Linked DNA regions of Homo sapiens: region 2 is linked to region 1. A link is a loop called in an ENCODE intact Hi-C map of the cell type or tissue named here. Cell type or tissue: PC-9. All regions are shown on one strand.

Region 1 (2,500 bases):
CAAAGTGGAAGGTCATAGAGTAAAATCAGCTTTCTTATATTTGAGGGAATACACTTGCAGATAAAATAACTAGATAGTTGGCCGGGCACAGTGGCTTACACCTGTAATCCCAGCACTTTGGGAGGTGGAGGCAGGTGGATCACCTGAGGTCAGGAGTTCGAGACCAGCCTGACCAACATGGTGAAACCCCATCTCTATTAAAAATACAAAAATTAGCCAGGTGTGGTGGTGGGCACCAGTAATTCCAGCTATTCAGGAGGCTGAGGCAGGAGAATCGCTTGAACCCGGGAGGTGGAGGTTGCGGTGAGCCAAGATCACGCCATTGCACTCTAGCCTGGGTGACAAGAGTGAAACTCCGTCTCAAAAAAAAAAAAAAACAAGAAGAAGAAGTAACCAGATAGCCACATAAATGCTTGTTATCTGATTCTTTCCTTCAAGGCTAAAACCAAAGAAACACTGCCCAGTATCAATGATTATTGTCTTTGATATGTAAGCAAAACTGGACACCTGTAGGCTGATGGAGGTTTTGTCCCACTTGAAGACTCTCTGTGTATGTGATTCCCTGCTTGGGCCTCCAGTCCATCTGCTGCCCTCTCCATCGGGCTCACTGTCCAAGTGGCTGGCCTGCAGGGTCTGCCATGGGCTCCCTGGGTTGTGCCACTGGGAAGCACTGGCAGGCGATCCTCTGGAGAGCTGGAGGAAAGTGAGGCAGGATATCTATCCACCTCCTCCACTGATGGCTTGCTGGGTTCATTTAAGGAGGGCTGCAGCTCCTGTTGATAGACCTTTCCTGTAGCTGCAGTTCTTACTGCATTCAGGTAAATGTTCCTTTCCCTTGCACATTCAGGCTGATTGGTGGTCATGGACTGTTGCCAACCCTGGGGTTCCCTTAAACTTGCCTAGACTTTTGTAAATACTCTTTTAATAAACTACCCTTAGTCACCCCTTTGAGTGTACGTGCCATCTGTCTGCAGCTGGAATTCTGACTCATACTCTCCGAATCGGACTCGAGGAATTTCTAAAATTTCATTCAACATTTATTTTAACAAAAAGGCTTTGAGAAACTACTTTATACAAGCAATAGATACTTAAACACTTAGTAATAACACCTAAACATTTTTGAGTGATTGTGATATGTAATCATTACTGGACTAAACAATTTAGATGGTTTAATCATTGCAGCAGCTTTGCAGTGAATATGTTTTTAAACCTCTTTTCCTATACGGAAACAAATATTCATTACAGTTAAGTACCTTGCCTGAGGCCATGACACCAGTAAGTAGAGGAAACAGGATTCATATTATATTTTAAACATATTTTCTTGATGGTCTTTTATATACAATGGTAATTATAATAGAGTGTTCAGAAAAATAATGAAAAATAGGAGGAGGAAAGAACTCTACTACATGCCAAGCACTGGATAAAAAAAATCTAGGCTCTGCTTTCTGAAGTTAAAGTCTAGTAGGGCGGCAAACATACACAGATCACTGATGGCCAAGTTTATCCAGTGAACGAGGGGTGGCAGAAGAGCATGGTGGTGGCAGGGCAGGGTGGTGGTCATTACATGCAGTGATATGCTGGCAAATGTTTCACAATGGGCCCACCCGTTCCACCCTGTGTTAGAGTGCTTGCAGTTTCTGTAGTATAGATGCTTCCAGCTTGGCTGACTTCAGGCTATATGGCATCACTGAATGGGGAGCTGGGAAGAGATTTACTTGATTGTGCTCCAGCACACCTCTAAATTGATGTGCAAGGGCGGAGAATCATGAACAACCTGGTGTGTGGATAAGATCTGCTGCAGCCCAGGAAACAAGCAGGTGAGGGACCATGGGCGGGGGTGGGGATGAGGCTGGAGAGGAGCTAGAGAATACCAAGGGCAAGGCTGTGGTTGATTGGCTGGAGCTGCACTGTCCCGTGTGTAGCCACACATTGCTCCTCAGTGACTGAAATGTGACTGGTCCAAAGTGCAATGTGCTGTGAGGGTAAAGTAGACACCAGAGATTGAAGACTTACTATGAAAAAAGGAATGCAAACTATATCATTAATGCTTTTTAATATTCCTTATGTTAATAAAATTTATAGATGTCATTGGTTTGGACTGAGCAGGAGCACTAGGCCCAGCAGACCAAACCAAAGTGGAGTTATGCGTGCTGAAGTTCCACCCTATCAAGCCAAAAGTAAATTGTTTATCTGACCTTCTGAGAAATCAAGAGAGAGACAGATAATAGCCTAATCCCCAAAAGAGTCAGTTTTAGCCAGCATGATGAGGAAAGTGCCCTCTGCTTTTACCTTTACAAGGAAAGCAGCTTTGAAACAACCACTCTGATTTTTCATTCTGTTTCTGCTTTCTTCAGCCCTTTTCTGTCTATAAAATCTGCTCAGCCCATTGGAACACTTATTCTGTTTTATAAAATAAGATGTTGCCTCATTCTAGAATCACAAATAAAATCCAACTAAGATCATTAAACTAAATTTGTTGTTATTTTGTCTTTTGACAATT
Region 2 (2,500 bases), 55 kb before region 1:
CAGTTTCTAGGAATCTCCATTTCCTACCTTGCTGCTCCTTAAAGACATTCTTCCTGCCTTGGCCTCTGACTTCCGTTGCTCTAGAATTGATGTCTGCTGTCTGCTTTCCACTTTGTCAGAATCCCCTTACAAGAAATCACAAAACTTTGTTTCCTGATTGAAATAAGAGGTCAGGGAAAAGACAGGGAGTATACACACAGTTGGAAATTCCAGCCTAGGCTGGGCGCGGTGGCTCACGCCTGTAATCCCAGCATTCTGGGAGGCCAACGCGGGCGAATCAAGAGGTCAGGAGATTGAGACCATCCTGGCTAACACAGTGAAACCCCGTCTCTACTAAAAAGTACAAAAAAATTAGCCGGGCGTGGTGGCAGGCTCCTGTAGTCCCAGCTACTCGAGAGGCTGAGGCAGGACAATGGCATGAACCCGGGAGGCGGAGCTTGTAGTGAGCTGAGATCACACCACCGCACTCCAGCCTGGGTAACTGAGCGAGACTCTGTCTCAAGAAAAAAAAAAAGAAAAAGAAAATTCCAGCCTATTACCCTGTTATAGTGATCAGATACCAAAGTTGCTGAAGACACAGAGAAAGACTTCCCTAGGGAACTTAAATGTTCTCTAAACATATAAGGCATGATAGATGTTCCCCATAACTGGATGATATTCCTCCTGTCCTATCCTCCTGCCCTAGCCACAGGAGTGAAGGCTTGCGTTTAGGAAGTATGTTATTACTGCAGCCTGTATGACTTACTTTCTGGTAATAAATCTTGTGTGTGAATTGTGGGGACGGCCAGCATCCAAAGTAAATAGCGACTGTTGTGGTGGAGGCTGGCTGGCCAGCCTGGCTGGCTGCGCTTCAGCTCCTTGGCTGCTCCTACAGGGATTGCTGCCGTGGAGCTGACTGTGGCTTCCCCAGGGCTCTGCTGAAAGGGCCTTCCAGCTCTGGGGAGGCTCTGCCCTCTTTTCTCCCTCAGCTAGGACCTTGGCAACTCTGCTCTTCCTCCTGGCAATCAGGCATCTGGAATGGCTGAAGGGTGAATTCCAAGCAGCAGAAAGAGTGCCAGAGTCCTGGGCACTTCCTTCTTTGGAATCTCTCTATCAGCCCAGCACACCCCAGGTTGTGTTTTCTGAGCAGAACAAGGTGATTCTCTGCAATGTACTAGAGGAGAGGAAGGACCAGGATGCACTGCATGCAGCTGTCTCAACTCACCTTGCTCCTTTCTTCCTCCATAACTTTGCTTTGGACATTTTCTCTGCCTGGAATGCCTTACCTTATTCTCTCTCTTTCTCCTGGTGAAATCCCTACTTATCCTCTAAGGCTGAATGAAAACACTGTCTCTTCTGGGAAGCCACCACCCCTCTCCCTCAAACCCTTTTCTCCCACAACTTTTTGTTCCTAGCCCTGTTGTAATACTGACCATATTGTATTATAGTGAGTAGTCTGCCTGAGTGAGTGCAATAACTTTTTTTTTTTTCTCTAACTCTTTGGCCCTAGGATCTAGGATGGTGCCTGGCACATATCAATGATAATGATGATTATAATAACAATTATTCATTATATGCTTAGCAGTTGCAAGGCACAGTGCTAAGAGCTCCGTAACATTTAATCTCCACCACAATTCTAAGGGTAGCTATTAGTGTTATCCTAGTTTCTGGATGAAGTGGTGGGTTTAGGGAGGTTCTGCAACTTGCTTAGGGTCCCATATCTTTTAAAGGGTGGAGCTAAGTTTTGAACCCAGGTTTGTGCAGCAAAAAGTCAGTGTTTTAACCTTTTTTGGTTAGGTTTTGACAGGTTTTTTGATAGGTTTTGATACCTATCACTGTTTTGATAGGTATTTTTTGAATGCTTGATTGAATGAATGATTCTAGAGGTGCCCAAGTACTCCCTCCATTCCCATCTGAGTGCAGCATCTAGGGCGGGGGCTGTTTTATTCCTCAGGCACTGGACTGTATCATGGTACCTTTGGCCCAGGCTCCTCACTTGATGGTGTCTTGCTTTTCCTTTTGGTGGGCAAGGAAGATCAAAAGGCTCTAATGATGGGATAAGCTCCTGATCTGCTTATAAATATACTGATCCTAATGTCAAGCCAGCATCCCTTTCATGGTCACAGCTCATGGTCTATCATCAAACTCTGTGACCGGTGGTATGAACAGGCTGGTTTGCATTTTCCCCAGAGCATTAATACCCATAATCTCTCCTTTGTCTGCCTTCCCTCTGTGTTTCTACAGTGTAGGGCTTGGCAGGGTTGGGGCCAGGGAATGTGTGGGGAGCTATGTGTGCTCCTTTCTCTCTTTCCCTATCACAGACAAGAGAGGGAAACTGGCATTATGCACTGATGTCACTGAAGGACAGAAACAAATTGCAAAAGTATATGCCTGCAAGGAAGGAAGCAAGTAGATGCCACTAATGCTATTTTTCTGTTTTTTCCTAGCACCTGGCATATAATTGATGCTCAATTAATATTTATTTATTGAAAAAAATTACACCACATTCACAAATGCCTTA

The links. Hi-C counts contacts between places; a loop is a spot of excess contacts. Peaks named below come from ENCODE experiments on the same cell type or tissue, not always from the same donor. Only the 100,000 strongest peaks of a DNase experiment are listed, where the experiment ranks them.
Region 2: it touches region 1 in a loop (6-fold over the local background); 17 of 110 quality-filtered maps call a loop at or near these places.

The regions. Positions count from the first base shown.
Region 1 is chr1:94,726,573-94,729,072 of GRCh38, reverse strand. The region is part of intron 2 of SLC44A3-AS1 (SLC44A3 antisense RNA 1); the gene reads left to right. Among named protein-coding and RNA genes, the nearest start is that of MIR378G, 18 kb to the left of the region's middle. RefSeq lists an enhancer at 132-632. In PC-9, no CTCF peak of the experiment used is centred here; DNase peaks (open chromatin) are centred at 472 and 1,052; H3K4me3 peaks cover 638 bases; H3K27ac peaks cover 2,500 bases.
Region 2 is chr1:94,782,016-94,784,515 of GRCh38, reverse strand. All of the region lies in intron 1 of SLC44A3-AS1 (SLC44A3 antisense RNA 1), which reads left to right. Among named protein-coding and RNA genes, the nearest start is that of SLC44A3-AS1, 37 kb to the left of the region's middle. RefSeq lists an enhancer at 592-1,354. In PC-9, no CTCF peak of the experiment used is centred here; DNase peaks (open chromatin) are centred at 225, 545 and 1,035; H3K4me3 peaks cover 419 bases; H3K27ac peaks cover 2,262 bases.